2 separate regions of the Mus musculus genome follow, and region 2 is linked to region 1. A link is a loop called in an ENCODE intact Hi-C map of the cell type or tissue named here. Cell type or tissue: gastrocnemius. All regions are shown on one strand. Links, peaks and the distances in the headings refer to the core of each region. The heading gives the core; the rest is flanking DNA.

Region 1 (11,165 bases), core at 1,097-9,096:
TCTGACTCCGGTACCAGCCTTTGGACCCTGCTCCCCCAACTGGGTGGCCTTGTCTAGACATTGATTTCTAGCCCATGATTATTAGGTCATAGACTGCCACAGCCTGGGAACTCTATGAGTTGAGTAACTGAAGAGTGATGGAGCCTGGTCTTGAGGAGCAACGCTTAGGAATTACTTAAAACAAGGAAGCAAATAGCTTGGTCAGCCTTTACACATCGCTCTGACCACTCTCGGGGCATCCAGAAGGGTCTCAGCCTCAACAGAGAGACTCCCTCATCTGAGAGATAAAGGAATGTGAGCCATGACGTGAAGGTGCCCTTCACAATAACACACAATGGCTCCTTGACCAAGTGTGTCCCAGGTTTAAAAGAGGAAACAAAGGCAGAGTCCAGGTGGCAAGCCAAGAATGTTCAAGAAAAGAGCCGTGTCATATAATAGGATCCAAGACAATGGCCTTTCTGTGATGAAGTCATTTAGACCTTGTGGGTGCTTAAATCTGGCCGTGACGTAATCCTGATGTGTGGGAGTGTGTCTTTAACACATCTGCCTCTTTCACAATGCTCCGCTCATAGTAAATACGAATGGAACCCATGAACGCCTCTGTGTTTCAGTTTAGTTCCAGGGCAGCCCACAGGGTGGCCTCTGGTGTCTGTCTGGCAGGATGGATCAGAAGTACCTCTTCTAAGCTGGATGATGGCTCCTCTCTTCTCCCACTCAGTACCCTGGAAGCACTGTGAGTGAACTGTCGAAGCCCCTCCTTCCTCTTGGTTTAGGAAGGAGGGACAGAACATTCTCTGGTTACAGGACAAAAATTGAGGGTTCATTCTAGATTCTCTTACTCTCTCAGTCTCTCATTGTCCCAATTTGTCCGTTTCTCTCTCTCTCCTGAGGGGTAGAACCCTGTCCTTTACACATATCAGACAGAAGCCCCGTGACTGAACTAGACTCTGACTCTGAGCTCTTATTCTGAATAACCCAGTAACTGCATAGAGTCCACATCTTGCCCCAAGCCCCCTACCCCCAGCTTTGACCAACCACAGAGGTCCCATGAACCAATCTATTCAGTGACAATAAATGGATATTTCCAAAGGGTCTTGCCACTGGCCACTGGCCAGTCCAACCATTGGTGCCCAGTTTAGTGGTGGCCACCCCGAGCTTAGTCAGCACCCCGGTTGTACAGGGAAAACAATCTATGAACTTATCTGAGGAACAAAGAATAGTGAGAAAGAGCCATCGATCCTGGAGGCCGGAGAGGCCCTTTGTCAAGACACTTCCCAGTTTTCAATGCCTCATAAAGATACACAATGGGGACAGCCCAGTCACCAAAGGGGAGGAAATCCATTTATGTGTTCTGTATTGTTCCCCACATTAGGTCACCCCCAAAGGAAGTGCTGTGTGGCTGCATGGCGGCTGGGGCCTGATGCTGAATGATCTCCGGCAATAACGCTCGTGCACTGTATTATATTCTTAGTGCCTCGCTGTGGTTGTACTGCCTGGGTGATAACAAGAAGCTTTCAGCTGACATTCTGGAGAACTTCACAGGATCACAAAACTAATGCTCATTTAAAAAACAAACAAACAAACAAAAAACCAACAAGGAGAGAGGTTCTAGAAAATGTCTGTGGCGGTGGGGGTTCCTGTGGGGTTCTTGGCCCTGGTTTTTTGTTTGTTTGTTTTGGGTTTTGGGTTTTTTGTTGGTTTGTTTTTTTTGTTTTTTTGTTTTTTTGTTTTTTTTTTTTTTGATGGGCATAAAAAAGCTCCTAGCATGCATCTATAAACAGTATTTTGGTATTTTATTCAGATTTATTCTTTTATTACTAGACTTTGAGGAAAGACTTTCTTTGGATTAAATTTCTGCCGAGGTGTCTCTCCACAGGATGTGATCCTTACAAAGATGAGGACAGTCATTTTGCCAAGGGCACTGGGTATGCTCCTAAATTAGGCAGGACACACGTTATTCTCTTCATCGCAATGTAGGTCACTGCCTATAAAGAGAAGCTATGGAGAGATAGACCCTCTCACTGGGGAGATTACCCATATTCCCCAAGTGGCTGTCTCCACCAGGTACTAGGGCACACCTGGAAGATCACAATATTTGATCAAGGCCAGAGGCAGTGGTCCACACTTCCAGCATGAGGAGTCAGAGGTGACCCTCAAAAGGAAATACAGCTGCTTCACTTTGGCCAAGCACCCTGACCCAGCACCACCCTGGCTCCCTGACCTCCGACCTCTGCTTCCTTGAGTGCCCTGGGTGGTTTTAGGATAGGTTTTCCACTGCATTTTAGACTAGCTTTGAAGAACTCCATTGTAGATTCTCTGCCCTACTTCGCACATTCCTCCTTCCTCCCTCTGCCAAGAAGCTAGTCTCTCCTATTTCTGGAGGGTGAGAAGAGACCTTATAAATGACTCCTTTGGTACAGGAAGAATCCAAGCGTGTCCTCTCCCCACTACCCTCCACGAGGGGTCATGATGAATTGAAGCAGGATTCCTGTGTTCAAAGAAAAGGCCTAGCCCTGCCAGCTCTGATGACTTTAATTCTCCCCTCGGAGCCTCTGGTGGGATAATCGTTTCCTCTCTAGCCTTGGCCCGGACTAACTCACATACTACAAAGCTGCAGCTTGATGAGAAGACAGCTCGGCCATGCCGCACTGAGGCGAAGGGTTTATTTTATAGTAGCCTGCTTCTAGCACTCGTGAATTGGTGCCAAGACGGAAAACGGACTCCATATATAAACCTTACTACGATGTTACAGTGAGATGCCCCGGCTGGCTGGCCCATTAGTCCTCAAAGCTTTCGGCTCTTTTGTTTTTCTTTTTCTTTTTTCTTTTTATTTAGGGGAATTGCATGCCGAAATGGGGTGCTTAACTTTCTGCTAAATGGAATTAAAAGAAAGAAATAAATTAGAGTATGGGGATGCCGTCCTACCCTGTGACTTCTACTCAGATTTGCTGTACTGCCTAACATTTTCTCATTAAAAAAAAAAAAATCACCCGAGAAAGAGAAGTCACTGCTGAGAGTTGTGACAAAGCCCCCGAGACAGAGACCAACTGCACACATCCTGCTTTGAAAGCGGAAAGAACAGTTTTCTTTAGCGTTTTCCATTTTAACAGAAATCAGTTCTTTTCGGCAGGAAACAAAGCAACAGCAGCAACAACAACAACAGACCAAAAAACTTTCAAACAAATGAAATATCCTAGGATTATTCTCTAAACCAGTGATTTGCAACCTTCCTCATGTTGAAACCCTTTTAAAAATACATTTAGTCATGTTGGGGTGACCCCAACCATTACACTATTTCATTGCTACCTCATAACTAGTTTTGCTAATGTTATGAATTGTGATGTAAATATATGATATGCAGGATATCCGGTATTCGACCCTATTAAAGGACGTTTTGATTCTTCGGGGGTCTCGACCCACAGGTTGAGAACCACTGGATCGTACTTTCTTCTATATATATTGGACATGGAAAGCCATCCCTTTTACTCTCTTTTTTCATTGTTTAAAACAAGGCCTCCTATAGCCAAAGACAGTCTTGAACTTCTGATCTTCTTTTTGTTGTTTTTGTTGTTTTTTTTGTTTTTTTTGAGACAGGGTTTCTCTGTGTAGCCCTGGCTATCCTGGAACTCACTTTGTAGACCAGGTTGGCCTCGAACTCAGAAATCCATCTGTCTCTGCCTCCCGAGTGCTGGGATTAAAGGCTAGCGCCACCACGCCCGGCAAACTTCTGATCTTCTTGTCTCTGCCTCCCAAACACTGGGATTACAAATCCCACCCCCACTAGGCTAGTCCTTAGTCTCTGTATGTTATATTTATTCATTTATGTATGGGGGTACATGTATGTGATATAGCATGGCATGAGAGTGGGGAGGGAAGTAAAATCTTGTGGTGTGAAAAATTGCTTTTCTGCTGCCAAGCAGGTCCCAGGGATGGAGCCTTTACCCACTGATCTAGCATCTCTCCACATCACTGGCACAATACACTGACCACAGCAGAGTCTCCCTGGTAGTTTGGTCAGCATCTCCTGTGATTTCAAAGTTCAGCTAAATACATTCTGTCTTTATCGAGCCATGTCGATAAAACCTTTCCCCCTCCCTCCCTGTATCTCTGTGTTCCTGAAAACTACAGGAACCACTGTAGACGCCACTGCGGTCTGTTGCATCAGTGCCTCGCTGGGCCATTATTTAAAACAAATTCTGAAAGCAATAAAGCTTTTCCCTTTTGTAAACGTATCGTAGTTAATAGGCCTGGGAACATGCAGAGATGCCAAATCTGGAGTGGACAGCCTTGATGACTTCAGCCTGTTCTCAGCTTTTGATTACAATTTGATTTCCTTTGGCATCTAAAGACAAACTATTTTAGTAAACAGTGCTCTTCCCTAGCAAGAGTGAGATCTGGCTACTTGGACAAGGACCTGCCCACTGGTCAGGCAGTGTGCCCGGGCGCCTCAGCAAGAGCAGACACACTGATTTTGGAAGATGGGCACAAGGTAAGAACAAAAGAGTTTTGATAGCTCCACAAAATGCCCATGTAGGACGTGTGTGAGAATCTCCTATGTCCACTAAGATAATCCTTGACATGTGGTCCCATTTACCACAGCGAGCCATGCCTTTGAATGGATGGATGCCCTATAACCAGATTGTGTTGGTGTATTTCAAAATAACCTACTTTATTCAGAGTTCTGTTGTTTACCCTTGGTGTTTTCCCCAGGTGGGTGGATATCCACACCCACCTCTGCAGCACCAATAGCATCCCCTCGTGGTTTATCCATAGGAACCACCCTTGGTTTCATCCCTCCCCGCACGTCATACTCTAAGGGTGCTCCCACAGACTTCAGCTTCCTTCAGCCTGTGAACAACGTCTTTCCTAGGGAGTTCATCTGAGGTTCCAATTTGCTCGTATCACCTTCCCTAATTACTCGGGGAGTGCTCATAATACTTCTGCTCATTTCGTATTAGCAAATTGGCTCACCTCCCATTCTCCCAAGGAGGATTGTCCTTGTGTGTGAGGCAAAGGGCGTGTACTACTGTTCTCTTGCCAGACACAGAGAGAGGCCCTGGGCCTCAGGGAGTGCTCAGGGCTTCTGTTAACCTCGAGCATGCCTTGGGCTAAAGATTGCTGACTACATACACTGTGCCCTGTGGACCAGTCCCATCAAAACACCTCTAACAGTGCGGAAGCCTCAGTAACAAGGAAGACGTGTGCAAGCACCGTTGAGCCTAAAAAGAATTGGGATGCCCCTCACCCAGAAAATCACTGAGACATTTCTAACTAGTCCCCCTTAAGTCCTGTACTGATGCCTGGCTTCTGAGATTCTCCGGCCACTGCTGCCTAACTGTCTCCTTTCTATTTCCAAGCTCCACATCTCTTCTGAGCAGACAAACAAGGTGTTTGGGTTTTTTTCTTCTCACAGATGGCGGTTCTGTGCATCGAGTCTGAGGTCCTCAGTTCCATCATTTACATCAGATTTTCATCTTAACAGAAACCTATTACAGATGGCAGGCTTAAGATCACAGATGTTGCCTTGATTTTGGAGGGATTTCCACAGCAAGTCGGACTCTCAAGGGGCAAGAACTGCTGGAGATAGTTGGGGCTTTTGGCACTGAGTCAATTTTATCATCCACACCCACATCGGAGCAGCATCCAGGAGAAGCACAGAAGGAAAATTACCTGTTAAGTGCTCGAAAAGCCAGAACTGTTTGTGCTTGGCTATAGTCGGGGAGAAGTTGCTTCTTTTTCACGTAAAAGTTTTTTGCATCAGTGCTACCATTAACAATCCAATAAAAGCTTGGTCAGAATGGGCTTTATACATTTTGTATGTAACGGTGAACTGTAAATTTGATGGGGAAAGGGAAGTATCATTTATTAATCCCTGTTCATTTCTCCTTATGGTCAGTTGAGTGGCTCACTGACAATAGTAGAGGTTTTTTTTTGGTTTTTTTTTTTTTTTTTTTTTTTTTTGTTTTTTTTTTGACAGGCAGGGATAACTCAACAATGGAAGACTCCATGCCGGACCTTGAGCCATTTCTAATCTATCAAAGTAATATAAACCCCAAAACCTATCCACAAAAGAACCTGCGTGTTATGCAGATCACAACCCAAGGATATAGTATTAAGTGCTGTAGGCATGACTGGACCATCTGATACATCGGATCTTTGTAGAATTACATCACTTCCCAACATTTGTGAGTGTTCACTATAGGAAATGTAGAAAACAGTAAATAGCTTTGGAAGGACATAGTGAATATTCACAACTCTACTCATCAACAATGCAAGTAGTCAAATCTACTCAGATGGCAAATTTGCTGAGTATAAGGGAGCACTAACTTTGTCATGGGCAAAGGATACCATCATACTTTCCACCTGAGCATTAACTCAAGAATGCTTCTCTTACACGTAGAACTCTTGTAGCAACTTGTGCCTCATGTGTCTGTTAGTACCCATCATGGTGGATATGGAAGGAAAAATAAGAGATACTTGTATTTAATGTTGGCAAATACCAGGTACAATTAAAGTCCTTCTTTAAGAAACAGTCGAACACACACGAACACACACACACACACACACACACATACACACACACACACACATACACACACACACACACACACACACACACACACACATACACAGAAAAAATATTAAAATAGAACAGGAGCTCCAGAGGGATCTATAAATACTCGAGACAGACAGTGTATTGGATCGTCATCTGAGGATGCAGAGAGAGGCAATATCTCTGAGCATTATTAAACGGAGACCGTAAGAAATGCTTTCAAGTTCCTGAAACTCGTTATAACAACAATATTGTTTACAGCTGTTGTTTCTGAATATTTTTGTTAGCAAGAGAGTCTTAGTTTTCAAATCAGAGACTCCAATGTAGAAAATTCTGTGAAGGGTAGGCTTGGAGCTGGGTGACTCCAAATGCTCAGCAGGAAACTCGGCTGGGCTTCAAGCCAGTGGCTGTACTGGTGACATGAGTCTTGCATCTTCATTCTCCAGAGGTTGGAACTGATCGACCTCCCTGCTCCTTCCCACCTTGAGCTAGAGAACCCCTGGTATATACACATCAGGTGGATGGATTCATTTTGAGCTACTCCTGAACTCAGAGTCAGTCACATATTTGGACATGCCTTCCCAAGATTCCCTCTAAAGCTTAAAATGACAAAACAAGAGGGTGAGAGGAAAGGTTCTTGCAGCTAACAAACGATTAGCTGTGTGGGCTTTCTCAGAGCCCCTGGATAGGGAAGGATGGTAAAGAGCTAACCCAGACCAAGGCTCTGTCAGGATACACTTTTGTGAGGTAAGCTTACTGCTTTGATCCATATGTGTAATTATCCCATTTCTCTAGTAGGAACAATGAGCGTTGAGAGTTAAACACTGAAAAATTACACAGCTGGTTCCAAGACCCAGATCTCACTACTTTACAAAATGTTGATTTCAAGGACTGGTGTATATCTCAGTGATAGAGTGCCTGCCTGGCATGGGCAAAGCTCTGGGATCCCTTCCTAGCAATAGACACACAGACACACACACCAGAGAGAGAGAGAGAGAGAGAGACAGATACGGACAGGCAGGCAGACAGACATGCATCTACCAACACATGGAAAAGGAGAGCCCATTCTAGGCCAGTTTTCCATATGTTGCCCACTTCAAGTTTTTAATCTCTTTTATAATTAAAACTTTCAAAATATAAAATTAGGTCTTAGAACAGATTCTAAAATCTTATGTGAGACAATTTCTGAAAAGAAGTTGAACAATATGCTAATGGTGTTGTCTGGAAACAGTAGGGGAGAATGTTTGATTTTACATTCTTTTGTATGAGTGTGTTTATGCTGGGTTCACAAAAATAGCTAATTCTTACTAAAACATAATGAAATTAGTTTGTTTTAAAGGAGGTAAGCATAGGTCCCCTTTTCCTCTGCACAAACACACACACAAGTTGAAGATTCATAATTCTTTTTTTTCCTTTATGATTTCTCTTGAATTCCCACCATAAATATTTGTGCAAATGACTGGAATAAGTATTATATAAATGAGAAAACAAGTTGTTCTTCCATAGTTTTTTCAATTTTCCTGCCTAGACTGCACCAGAATTGAGCCCAGCAGAACCAGGAAACCTCCTATGCCAGTATTCTCAGGGTTTCCTTACTTTGGAAGAGTGATAACACAGCATTCACATGAGACCAGCAGGCCTGAGAGGTTTCCGAGAGCCAGAGCCACCCCTGACTTCCTACAAGTTTTCTCATGTAATAAACCCAACAACTCCATGAGTAACATAACGTGTGTCTGCGCTTCTTCACCGATGAGGGAACTGAGACTGAGCCATGGTGAGGCATGCTCGCCAAGGTGCCAGCCAGTGATGGTGGCACTGTACTTGAACCCTGGTCGTCTGGATTGTAGATACTGACTCCGAACACAAAGTCACATTTCCTTTGTCATAATGAGACCGACACACAGATGATCACTGCTTCAAGACCCTCAAGAATACACCTGTTCACAAGACACATTGTCGTCTGCCTGCAAGCACTCATGTCTGGGGAGCCCTATAGTTGTTTGTGAACACAGAATCCTTCTGCAGACAGGACATAGCCATTACCGCTCATCGTGGATCTCTCTGGCACATTTTAGTCTAGTTTGCTTCCCAGTTTATATCCCTCTTGACGAGAAACTATTTCAGTAAGACAAAAAAGAAAAGAGAAAAATGCATTTTAAGTATTTTAAATTAAAAAAAACAAAAAACAAAAAACAAACAAACAAAAAACAACCACTTGCTTTTGAGGCAGGCATGAAGCCATTGGTTGAATTCCTAGCTTCGCTTTCTTGGCATTTTGAAAACGCCTTAGCGAAGGGGAAGGAAACAATAGCCTCACGATGTCCTTTTCCACGGGAAAGGGAAATTAACTTCCAAGGACCTATTCAACTTGCATATTAGAACTATCCCTTTTTGTATAACTCTTCCATGATAGGAAGAATCCATAGTATTCAGTAATCACAAATGAAGAGCAAAGGGTTTGTGGTCAGTCTATCCATGGCTGTGAGAGACGTCCTCCTACCCTCCGTTCCTCAGCAGACTGTTCTAGGCTCTGGATTTGCCTGTAACGGGGCAGACCCCTGACATCACTCACAGACAGGACATGTGAGCTTCTGAATAGAACACATCAGCGAGCAAACCCAACTCTCGGCTCCACGGGATTTTAAGTTCTAGTGAGTGAGGTCGCGCACAAAGCAGCTGAGCAGTGTGAATGTCAGTTCAGGAGGGAACATGTGATACAGAGAGAGACAGGGACGAGGAGGAGGTGCTGGACTGCTGTCCACACAGAGGTGACCTGTGAGCGAGCTGAGTGACATCAGGATGCTTGTGGAGTCCTCAGGAAGGCCCGTGCAGGATGAAGATGCCGTCTGATTTAAAGCTCTGAAGCAGAGTGGAACTGAGAATACATTACTGTTGCTGCCACAAGACCTGAGCTAGGCACTTCTCAAGCTGGAGGAAGGCTGGCCGAAGTCTGAAGGCGGTATATGAGTTGTACGTTTTCCTGGCATGGATAATATAGAGGTCAGAATGCTTCAATACATGGGGCATTCCTCCATCAAGAGGCATGCAGCCTAAGATATTACCCATGCCCAGCATGAGAAATCCTGTCCTACAATCCCCTGTCCACTCTCTCACATTGGTCCATCTCCTCTGGTGACTGTGGCACCCTGTGACTAAGAAGAGAAATTTAGGAATGAAGAAGGAGGAGGAAGAGAGGGAGAGGGAGAAGGAGAGGGAGAGGGAGAGGGAGAGGGAGAGGGAGAGGGAGAGGGAGAGGGAGAGGGAGAGGGAGAGGAAGAAGAGGAAGAGGAAGAGGAAGAAGGAAGGGAGGGGAGGGGGAGGAGGGAAGGGGAGGGGGTGGGGGAGGAAGGAGGAAGAGGAAGAAGAAGGGAAGACAAATAAGCTGTTACTAACAACTATGAGGAGAGTGCTCATCCAGCATTCACCCTAGTGAGTAAGAACACTGCATACAGAAGGAACACACAATAACCTGTTCAGGATGAGTTCGCCACCGCCTCCCTGACACCTTAATGGTCAAATTGAGTTGCAAACACCCCTCACCTACATTGAAGCTCCTCTGTGTCGTATCCCCTAATTCAGACACACAGCACAAGTTCATCTGGTCTTATGTAGCATCACTACCCCCAGTTTGCAAACAGCTGGCAGCAAACCACATGGCAGTAACTAAAGGGGTCCGATAGAAACCCGAAGAGATAAAAATGACAAGGTGAAAGGAAGAAGACGTGGTGTTGGGGCTGGACATGAGGAATGTTGGCCAGCATGAAGAGACACATTCTAGATGCTGGGCACCATCATCAAGATAGCTTTGAGCCATCCTGGCAGGATGATACATAATATAAGAAGGTGCACAGGGCACACTGAAAAGGAATTCAGAAGTCAAAAGTCTTGGTGGTTTGTGTGTGTGTGTGTGTGTGTGTGTGTGTGTGTGTGTGTGTGTGTGTATTTGGAATACCTATCAAGTGAAAGTACCCTGTTCTATTGCAAAATATGTCTAGGATTTTGATGGGGTTCTGTTAATTTAAAAAAAAAACTACAAGCCGTTTGTACTTTGTGAGATTATAAAACTTTCATGCAAACAACTGGGTCTTTTCATGTTCCCGTGTCTCCCTGATAAGCCATTTTATACACTGTCACTATGAGCTTGTTGGCCAACAGCCAGCTACATTTTTCTTTGGGAATAAGGGGCAAGCCGTCACAAGGCTACTCATTCTCACCCTGTCTCAGCAGTTACACATTCAATAGTGTGCTCTTGAGTGTTGCTTGCATTTCTTGCCTCTGCAGTGCCATGTTCTCTTTCTTCAGTTTGAAAAAGGGAGATTTAAGGAGCGAAATACTGCGTGGGGAATCCTCCCCCATCAGGAACCGAAGCTAAGGGGAAGGCTTGCAGGCTTAGAAAACAGTCCTCGGGTCATTGTACCCACTTAACCGGATAAAGTAAAGGGTATTGGCACAGACACATGTCCAAGTAACTAAGACTGATGCGCACACACAGAAATGTCATGAGTTCCTTACATTTGCATGGGAAAACTGGCGATGAAATGTACTTATGCTAATATCCTATATTTATAAGATATAACTCCTACTCAGTATGTTTATAATCACTTGAAGACAC
Region 2 (11,165 bases), core at 1,512-9,511, 57 kb after region 1:
GCTGCTGTGTGTCTCATCTGACCAGTGTCGGCCATCAAGGGTGTGGCTCTCCCCATAGCATGGTGTGGAAAGCTCTTTCACACGGGCAGGTCTAAGAGAAGGTGAGTAAAACGACCTTTGTAGGTGAGTGACTTTGAGGACGACACCTCACCTCTCTGTATTCATTTCCTCTCAGTGGTAGAGAGACAGCAGGCTATTACACCACCCACTCCACCCTGGAGACAAGGACAGACTTCTTCTTCGCCTTTGTGATGACACTTGGGAACCGGATGGCAACTCCTTGTTGCTGTTCTGCCTCCACTGTTAGAGAGCCTGCATCCTGAGGGCAAGAGCAGGATTTGCAGATCTTTATCTATAGACTAGTTTCTAAAACAGGGCTTTGCCCACTGTACCCTGTGGTCATCTTGTGTAAGGTAATATAGACAACCTCTTCTGGTATGCGTTTTTTGGACACCAGCTGTGGTTTAGAGTCCCCTGCTTCCTTCCTCTCAGGGTGTCCAGACACCTCTACACACTGGGCGAGGATGAATCAGAGTCCTGAATAGGTAGAGCACTGAAGATTCCGGTCCCCCTGGGACTGAGTGCTGGAGGGGATGGGGGGTGACCGGGAGAGAAGGCTTTCTTCCAAGATTTTAGTGTTAAGGTCTTTTAGGTGAAGGCCTCTCTGAGGACCTTCAATGAGACAGCTCGCTGAGTTGATCTTAGCTTGTGAGCATATACACTTTATTTAGGGTGAACCAGGGTTAAATATGGACTCTGGAAAGTGGGAAGGAGTTTTCAGGGTAAATGAAAAAAATCAGTGGCTAGAGTTTTAAAGTTCTCTGTATGCCTCATTTGCATGGAGAGGCATTCCAGGAATCTCAGGTACTTACTAGACAGGGTCTTATCAGGAGGAAGGAAGCTGAACCTGTAATCTCGCCAAAGCTATTCGACTTTATGCAGGTAGAGGGAATCTGGATTAGCAGCTCCCCAGACAATGTCAGAAAAGGAAAAGCCCTGCTGATAAAGGGAGTGCCCCATTTAGCACCAAACTCAGAGGACTGTCTGGATAACAGTAGACTTAGGCTTAATTAGCAGGGCCCAACGACCTCTGCTGCAGTTTGGGTGTGAAATGTCACCCAAATGTCAAAGTGGTGGAGCCTGGTCCCTGAGGGTGTTTAGTAAACAATGAGATTTCTAAGAGGTAGGAAGGAAGGGCACAGACGATCAGAAGGGTTAACAGGACTCCAGCCCATTCTCTTTGTTCTCCTGTAGCCTCCTGACTTCCCCCTGCCCGCTCTAACTGCTTTTATATGCTCTCCTGACCCTAGGCACAAAAGCAACAAAGCCAGTTATGGTGGTATGAACAAGAATGGCCTCCATCTGCTCAGATATTTGAAAGTTTGGTTCCCAGTTCATAGTCTGTTTAGGAATTGTGGCCTTGTTGGAGGAGGTGTGCTACTGAGAGTGGGTTTTGAGGTTTCAAATGCCCATGCCAGCCTGGGCTAGTTAATTCTCTGTGCACCACACTGGTCTCTCAGCTATTGCTCCAGCCTCGTGCTGCCTGCTGCTGTCATGCTGTCCACCATCAAGGTCAAGAACTCTAGCCCTCTGGGACCATGAGCCTGAGTTAAATGCTTTCTTTGACACATTGTCTTGGTCACGTTGGCTTCACTGCAATTTCTCCAATAGCAATTAAAAATTAAGATTCCTGCCATCCTAGCATCCTATATCAGTGTGCCTAAGATCTATCTCATCATTGACCCCCACATCAGGTAATTCTCCCCTCGTGGTCCTTCTATCTGTAACAGGCCCATATTTGCTTAAACACCCTGCAAACCCCACACACTGTCATTGTAGCAGCAGCTGCCTACGGATGAGGCCAGTGTGACATTTCTCCCTGAGTTCTCCTGTTCTGCCTGACACACCCAGTGCCCATCTTCATCACCTCCTGATTCCTTAGACTCCTGATTGCTGTTAACAGGTGTCCCCGCCTCCAGACCTTCTCGGCTTTTTCCGCCCCCACGTTTGCTTCCTGCTTCGTAATAAGCCAGAATCTAAGCTCTGCACAGTTATGGAGGAGTTCGGAGGAAGACTGGTGTGCTTCAAGGGGGAGAGTGGGACACCAAGATGGCTTCCATGGTGATTTCTCCAAAGTGAAAATGTTTGGCATGAAAAACAGTGACAGCAAAGGGCCTAAGACACAGATCACCTCCTTCATGGGACAAGGCTCTGTACAATCTACTGTTTATAAATTACTCTTTCAATGAGGGGTGGCACACACCTTTGATCCCAGCACTCTGCTGCCAGAGGCAGGCGATTTCTGAGTTCAAGGCTAGCCTTGTCTACAGCGTTCCAAGACAGCCAGAGCTACACAGGGAAACTCTTGTTTCAAAAACAAAAATAAATAGATTACTCTTTCACCTTCCTTCTGTGAAAGAAGACACTTACAGGGCGAAGAAGGGATATGCCAAGCAGCGTTGTGGGCAGGGGCACTAGTCTGTGAAAAGAAAGCCAGCTCTGGGTTGGGTCAAAGTAGAAAAGTCAGGAGCTGCATAGAGGAATTCGGAGCTGGAGAGAAACTGAGGGGATGTGAGTCAGGTGACTTCTTCCACAATGGACTGAGAGTCAACACAATGGACTGAGAGTCAACTTGTCTCATGAGATGGGAACCATCCAAGCAAGTGTTTGCTCAGTCTACAACTCTGCATTCGGAAGACGTGAGCATCAGGATGAAAAAGAACAACTGTGACAGGGTCGAAATCAGAAAAACTATTATCATTTACGACTCCTGTCTCTTTCTACCTGCACGGTCTACATTCATCTAGCTACATGTACTGTTAAATGTGAGTTCATTACAATATGGTGGAGGAGTAAGAAGAGGAGAAGGAGGAGAACAACAACAATTGGGGGGGGGGATGGTTGGGGGAGGGTGTAGAATCAAGAACTTGAAAACAGCAGAATAAAAAACATAACCCGGTGCAAAAAGTTGAAACCCACCAAGAAACAGACCCAAATACTGTTGAGATCTTCCTTTCAGAGTTTTAGACTTAACTCAGAAATCATGCTGCCAGCAGATTCCAACCCAGTGACGGGACCCACCAGACACACTCCCTGTGCACAGCTGCTGTGTGCGCTGCATCCCAGAAAGTCTTGCCAGCATCTTCCTGGGAAAGGAAAGCTCTAGCTTGGGTTGTTCAAGACATAGGCCGGCAGCTTTCCGCTTCCCACATAGTGGGGAAACAGTTGGATTACACATCAGGATCTGGAGACTCCAAACAATAGGACCAGGAAGCTAATGGGACCAGGACAAGGAAACTGCTATGACTCCACACTCCATAAAATGCAGACTAGCATCAGAGAACAAGTTACCCCTGAAGAAACAGGGCAAGTCAAGCTGATAAAAAAAAAAAACTGACGGGAATACAAGTGCTGTGAGGCGTTGCCAGGGTGGGATAGGACATTTTTCTGTTGAAGAGTAATGTTACTCCCCAGAGCTGCACAGGCAATGTGAAATTAGTGGGAGGAAATGTCATTTATGGTGCCTTTCTGACTATAACTCAATCACTGTGTGCGTAGGTGTTACGGTTTAGTGTAAAGAACGTGTTATCACCTTTTTAAAAAGACCACTGTATGGCTTTCCCTGTACCTTTACGGGGCATAAATAAATGTACATTGCGCGAGTCAAATGACAGAGCCCGCTCGGGGATTGGATTTTTGTTTTCAGCATTGTATAAAATAAACTGTTTTTTCTAACAGATAATTAACATTTCACGGAGTCTGGTTCCCTGGCGGCAATGGGCTCTGGCTGACTCAGGAACCACAATGGCATGGTGACCACCTCCTCTCCCTCACAACCACACAGTGGTTAGCAAAGGCTGAGGCGGAGGTGGCCAATAAAGCTGCAAACCAGACGCCTTCTCTCTGCAGTCTTGGGTCCCCCACTCCCCTTCTCTGTTCTCAAGGTCCACAGTATTCTTGTGTTCACCTTGGCTCCTGACACCACTGTACTCCAAGGCCCTTATTTGCGATAACCCCTGTCATGTACCTGTGAGCATGGCCTACGCAAGAGAATAGCTTTTCAGCCCTTCTCAGAAGTCCTTTGACTTTCTTGGTCTCAATATATCTCAGCTCCCAGGCCATCCCCCTCAATGACCAGGCTTTCCCAACAGCCTTGGTACCTGTCTGGCTTCCTTCTTGCACAGTTGTTTGAGTTCTCCAAATAATCAGATCCCACTCTGAACACAGGCCACTGAATAAGGTGAGTCAAAGATATTTGGGAACAAGAGGACCTCATGAAACTCTCCCAATGTGCGAAAATATGTTAGTAGTGTTAAGAAGCCAGTCCAGCCAGGAAACTCCTCCTGCTATATTGTCCCCCGGCCTGGAGACTCACCCCACTCCCAACATACACACATTCCTTGGACATAGGCTGACACTGGAATAGACCTGGAAGTGTTAAACTGTGATAAACTGATTGCTGAAACCACCACATTCCTGGGATGTGAGGATCCCAGGGAGTGGATGGCAGGCAAGCTTCTGGTGTCCAAGGAAGCATGCACTGTCCCCAGCCTGTCCTCAGCTTGATCTTCCCCAGATCTCCACTGCTTCACCATTCCTTCAGAACCCCCTGAGCTAGGTGTCCTTATATTTGTTCAGCGCCTCCAACACATTCCCCGATATGGTTTGGCCCACAAGGCCAGGACACCTGGATTAGAGAGCAACCTAGAATTTTGTCCTCTTTGATCATGGGCTGCATTCACAAACCAATAGCATGTGCAAAAACAGAGACATCTCCCACCCTGAGTCACTACACGCTAACACCCAGAAAGTGTACCAAAACCCAGATGTGTATGGCTTAGATCAATGCTTTCTAACTTTAGTATGTATCAAAATTTCCTGTGGGTATGGGAGGAGCCTAAAGTAGGGTCCACATTGATGGCTCGTTCCTCCCCCCAGAATGGAATATGGCTCCTAAAAGAAACTGAACCTGGTAGTTTGGTTTCCATCTTTTGATAATGTGTGCCAAGTTCTGTGGCTCCCTGAACTTGAAAGAGAAGATCTTCACACAAACACACACACACACACCTCAAAATGAGTGAGCGTTCACCCTAGAGGGAGATGCTTTCTCAGCAAATGATGTCCAGGGTGAGTTCTCTGACTCCTTTCCTGGCTCAGTAGCTCAGGCCCGACCTACACCAAGTGTCTCTTCTCACCACCAGCAGGGGCAACAGAGCCCACCCTGTTTTCAATGACTCTCTTCCTTTCCGTTGTCATGGCTGTGCAGGCTGCCTGCTCTGCCTGCCTGGAGCTCGGGTCCTTAATCACCAGTCACCACTTGACACCCACAAAGTGTCTCATGGAAGCTAATGCCCATCCGCCCTCGAGAGCACCTGAAATTGATGTCACAGGCACAACCTTCACCCTTTAAGTCGTTCTGCAGCGAACATCGCCACAGCAATAAGAGAAGCGGGTCATACAGGTACTCACCTCTAAAACTGAGGTGGGTACCCCATGAAAATAATGGAGCTTTTCAGCACCTGCAATCGTCTTGGATTCCCTCGGGTCTTATAAAAATCAATAAGATCATTTATGAAAACATGAAGTTTGGCCAGACACATTCTTTGGTTTCTAGACTTTAGTGCATCCACCACTACCACCGTAATTCAAATAAAGTTGCGTCCATAGCTACCATTAGTTACCAAATAACTTGTGACACAGAGGTTTCCACCTAAGCCCTTCTTCTGACACACTGCTGAGGTGTTAAAAAAAAATCTGCAATGAGACTTGACCTTTTAGTTCAATGGTAAGGAGCACACTGATTGATTAGTCATGGAGATGCTTGCCATGGAAAAAGGAGTCTACACACACACACACACACACACACACACACACACACGCTGAGTTCTCCGCTATATAATTGTGTATTTTTTATAGTTACTATTATGGTTTAGATCTGAAATATCCCTCGTGGACTTATATTTAATAGAAACTTAGTCTCCTGCTGCCGGTAGCGTTTGGGAGGACTTGGGGGACTTACGGGGAGGGGTCTCCCTCGCCTTAAATAGATTTCTTGGGTACAGACATTATGGGCTATAACCAGCCCACATTTCAACCAGAGACCCCTTTTTCCCCAGTATCCTCAAGATATAAGAAGCTGCACCCCCAGCTCGTATGTTATGGCTTCACATGCCAGTGGCAAGTCTTTCCCTGCACGGTGCACCATATCCCCAACCAAACGCATTGAGCGTAAAGTCATTACTGCCAGGCTGTTATTTCAGCAGTGAGAAAAAAGAGCCAACGGAGGCATTTACAACTGAAATGGAAGTGGGCACTGCCCCGAAGGTAAGGGGAGACTTTTAGGAAATACAACTCTTCTGAACGCTCTAAAGTCTAATAAAAGACTCCTTGAGCTTGGCCCCAGGTGCAGCCATGGTTGCCAGGGCGTTCTGAAAGACTCGCTGCAAGTCACAACACCTGCTCTCCTTGGAACAAGGCCGGACCTTTGTCCCCGGGAAATGCCGCTCTCCTTTAACATGGTATATGACGTATATGAAGTGAGCAGCCCCAAATATAAAGCGAATCTACAGTAGCGGTCTTCAACTGGGAGTGTTCCAGTGTATGTCTCTGCCACATACCAAAAGCAGCCTGGGGTCGGGTTTATTTGACTTATGTTTCTACATCACAGGCGTTGAGGGAGGCCAGGGCAGGAGCTCAATGCAAAGATGAAGCTGAGACCATGGAGGAATGATACTAACTGGCTTTTTCCTTGGGCTGGCTCCTCCCCCAGCTCGGTCCCACCTGCCTAGGGATGGCAGTGCCCACAGTGGGTTGGACCCTCCGAGGTCAATTACCAACCAAGGAAATGCCACATAGACAAGCCTATGGGCCAATCTGATGAAGGCAATTTCTTGACTGAGGTTCCCTCTTCCCAGGTGACTCTAGTGTATGTCTAGTTAAAAAATAAAAATTAATCAACAGAAAATGGTTTCTTTCCTCACTCCTCCACCCCACCCCGCCATAAGGAACATTTTAAAATGTCCTGGGGTGTTTCCTAAATATGACAACAAGTAGAGAAGCAAGGTATGGACAGGCCAGCTCCCCAACTGTCCAGAGCTACAGGGCTTGCAATGTGAGCAGTACTGAGCTGGGAGACGCTGGTGCAGAGCAATGAAATTCAGGACCTGAATCTGTGATTCATCCACTAACTTCCATAACTCCTCTCACCAAACTGAGAGTGCAGTCCCGCTGCCCCACTCCCCAAGAGGGAAATGACTCTGATTCCTGCCTTAGGCCCGAGAAAAATGCTATCTGTATAATGTCTTCCACAAATTAAGGGGAACTGTGTTTATAAATTCCTACGGCCCCAGTATTTCTGCAAAACCAGATGCATGACAAACGACTTACACCTTCCAATATGAGCGTGACACCTGCAGCTCTGGCAAATTTGTCTCTGTGGCTGGCAGGGTAGCCTGTCATACCCTGACCACAGTGCAGGGAGACTAAACAAGGCTTCCCTTGTACTCCCCGCTCACAAGCGACAAATGATAACTGTCCTTGTCTCCCATTTTTTTAGATCAAGATATTTTTCATGATTTCTGATTCCCCCACCTTTGAGAAAGAAAAACATTGTGCTTAACATGCTACAAAAGTTAGAAAATAAATATTAAAATCTCAGTTCATTTAAAACCTGAAGAAAAAAGAAAAAAAAAGAATTGTGGTATTTTTTTCCTCTCTCTCTCTCCTGATCAAGTAATGAACAAAATCAGCTACAATTGTAGACTTTTAAACATCTTAAACTGCAGCATTTGCTGTAATGGGTCTGTGGTTTTGCAAGGCAAACTCAAAAGTTATAACAATCAGCTCTATCCCACAGGGAGTTTGCTTGTGTAAAAACTGGTTTGGGGAAAGTATGGCCGGCAGAATCAAAGATTCCAATAGAGGCTGGGTTTTCTCAACCCTTAATTCTTCTAAGATTCCTAATTGGGCATTATGCAGTTAACTGTGAAGGACCCTTGGAGAAAACAAAAACCGAGTATCTTTCAGATCTTCAGAAACATTAAAAGCTAAGCTTTCAACTGCAGCCAAATGCCATTGCCATGACTTTCTTCCCGCATATTGTTTAGTTACAAACACCATGTCCTTGATATTATATATGGTTCAGAAACTTCAAAATTATAAGGCATGACTCCAGGACTTATGGTGCTGGAGACAGACTGTGGCTGACATGGTATGTGATATACGTGAGTGTTGTAAAATGTCACTAATGATAGGGGGAACTGTGGGATTTGATCAAAAAAAAATAATCCCCATCAAAAGTTCTGTGAACAATGGTGTGAACTAAAGTGGCCATGTCTCTTGGACCTGGTGGGGAAATGGCCCCAGTAGAAATGTTATGAACCTATTACAAGAGGTGTGTTTCCAGCTTCGAGCCTTCCGTGTTCGAAGGGAATTCTGGGCTGTTCAGACTTCAAAGTGACCCTTTCCCTGAGGTGCTGAGGGGCAGGGATCACACTACATTCTCAGAGATATGGATCCTCGAACAACTGCCGTGAAGAAACACCAGCAGCTTTGTCAGTGCCGGCTAAGACAGGTTGTCGCATGACAGCAATCCCTGTTGTTCCTGCCTCTCCCGGTGCTAACCTTTATTTTCTGTAACTTCAGACTGGTTCTGGAATTTCGTCAGCCTCCTTGTCCATTAAAGCCACAGAGGCACTTGTCCTTACAGTGGCTCACACGACAGCCATGTTGGTTCTAAGTCTCCTATGAGTCCTGTGCCCTCACCTGCATTCTCTGTCTTCAGCTTCTCTTGATGTGATTGGAGATGAAGGAGAAGAGAGTCCCCCGACCAGATCATTAAGTGCCTGAGCGGGAGGGCACATCTTGAGAGTAAAGGTTCATTTCAGCCCTGAGATTTGGGATGACTGGCTTGGCAGAGAAGAAAGGAGATATTTCTCTTATTGCCTTAAAAGGTGTGAACAAAAAAAAAAAAATTGGAAGCAAACATGTTGACGCGTTTCTACAGAGTTGGTCCACAACCGTCACCACCGTGTGAGCTGTGCAGAGGGCTTTGCTTTGTCCAACAGGCCAGATGGGTGCCTAACACTTTGAGGTCAGGGTGGTTACATGATCAAAGTGTCTCGAGAAAATTAATTAGATGGTGTTATGGGTTCAGGCTGAATTCAAGTAGAAAAAAAAGTCTAAAAACGAGAAATATTTAGTCGGTATTAGAGTGTTCAGGAATGAAGTAATGAAGTCTGATCTTGGGTGGTAAGACAACCAAAAACAAATGTAGAGGGGGGGAGGGGGGAGGCAGTATTCCACAACACAATGAGCTTTCAGATGTCAGCCTGTCAGCCAAGTGGCAAAGATAAGGGGACATGAGAAGGGACAGAGAAGGAATGTGCAGGGTTCAAAACACAGAGGGCATGCTCGAGTCTGCCCGTCCCCCACAGGTGCCCCCATGGTATGCACTGTCCTGATTGTCCACTGCTGCCTGGAAAGCTTCAGTGGATACCACGTAAGGCAAAGCATCCTGAGCGTTAGTGCGCACTGGTACCCTGCTTCCACGGAATCTGGTCAAAACTAGCACAGCCCTGGAGACCCATCCTTCCCTCATCTCTGCGGCTTCCACTCAACATCTCCCTCATTCAGCTAGCTTAATGGACACAGTGGAAGCAAGCTAATTCTGCGGGCTTTTGCATCCTCTAAGCGGATGACTTGGGGTGAGCTGTTTGACCTTGCTGGGTACCAGTTTCTCCCATTTGCAAAATAAGACTGGAAATGAAAGCCATGCAAGAATATGAAAGAGAAACCAAACAGCATATGAAAGCAAAGGGGCATGCAGAGTTATTACACATCGTAAAAAATAATAACAGGGGTCTTAAAGATGTCTCTGTGGCTAAGGGTCCTGCCACCAAGCCAGATGACAGCAGTGAGTTCAGTGTCCAGAATCCACGTGGTACAAATTAAAAGCTGACTCCATAAGTTGTTCTATGACCTCCATACCTAAGCCATGGCATATGCATGTGCACAGGCACAAGCACATTCTGTGTGTGTACAGGTATGGTATGTGTGCATATATATGCATACATACAATATACATACACATACATGTGTTCGGTATGTATGTATGGGTTTGAGTATATATGTATGTATGTAAATGACAAGTGTTCCACTGCTATTATCAAATATGGAATATTGCCAAGTATGCATGACCAATTTGAGTGTACATAATGCTAAGTAACCATCAAGGTTTTGATTCGTTACATAAAGGGGCAAACACAGAACCAGGCTCTTTCAGTATCCCAAATGCTACCTCTGATCATGAACACGCCCATAAGCTTGGAAATCGTTTTTGAAACTAAGTGATTTATTTGAATGCCATTTTAATAAAGGTCATTTTAAAACAATAACAAATTGCAACTTCAAAATCAAATTTGTATCCAGTCAGAATAATAAACACCCAAGCTGTTGGCTCTGCTGTTCTAAAACAGCAGAAAGCATCTTTGCTTTGGTTTTGATTTGTTTCGTTGTTTGTTGTTTCTCTTTACTTTACTTTTTTACTGGTATGAGTTTTGCCTGTATGGTTGTCTGAGCGCCACTCACAGGCTGGTGCCCTTGAAGGCCAAAAGAGGCATGCGATCCCCTGAAACTTGAGTTACTGACAGCTGTGAGCCATGATGTGGGTGCTGAGAACTAAAGCTGGGTGCCCTGAAGGAGCAGCCAGGGCTCTTGACCTCTGAGACATGTCTTCTGTCCTGGTTTTGTGTTGGTTGGTTGGTGGGTGGGTAGGTTTGTTTGTTTGTTTGTTTGTTTGTTTGTTTTACTGGCTCTCCCTTACCAGGAACAGAGTCCTATTTATCACTTTGCAGGATAACTGTCCCATTTATAAACATCTAAAAATAGAGCATAACATACACATACGTCCTTCCCAGAACTCAGAACACAACTTCAACAACAAAACAAGAAGAAGAAGAAAAAAGAAAGAGAGAAACCATCATGTAGAAGAATGCGAATTGATCCATTTCTATCTCCTTGTACTAAGGTCAAATCTAAGTGGATTAAGGTACTCCACATAAAACCAGAGACACTGAAACTTATAGAGGATAAAGTAGGGAAAAGCCTCGAAGATATGGGTACAGGGGGATAATTCCTGAATAGAACAACAATGGCTTGTGCTGTAA

What was found. Hi-C counts contacts between places; a loop is a spot of excess contacts. Peaks named below come from ENCODE experiments on the same cell type or tissue, not always from the same donor. Only the 100,000 strongest peaks of a DNase experiment are listed, where the experiment ranks them.
Region 2: a loop joins it to region 1, with 2.9 times the contacts of the local background. A loop is called at or near these places in 5 of 42 quality-filtered maps.

What each region holds. Positions count from the first base shown.
Region 1 is chr8:8,820,872-8,832,036 of GRCm38, reverse strand. No RefSeq gene overlaps it. Among named protein-coding and RNA genes, the nearest start is that of Gm39127, 100 kb to the right of the region's middle. In gastrocnemius, for the core only: no CTCF peak of the experiment used is centred there; no DNase peak of the experiment used is centred there; H3K27ac peaks cover 1,639 bases.
Region 2 is chr8:8,764,658-8,775,822 of GRCm38, reverse strand. No RefSeq gene overlaps it. Among named protein-coding and RNA genes, the nearest start is that of Gm39127, 47 kb to the right of the region's middle. In gastrocnemius, for the core only: a CTCF peak has its summit at 5,201; a DNase peak (open chromatin) is centred at 5,245; H3K27ac peaks cover 2,584 bases.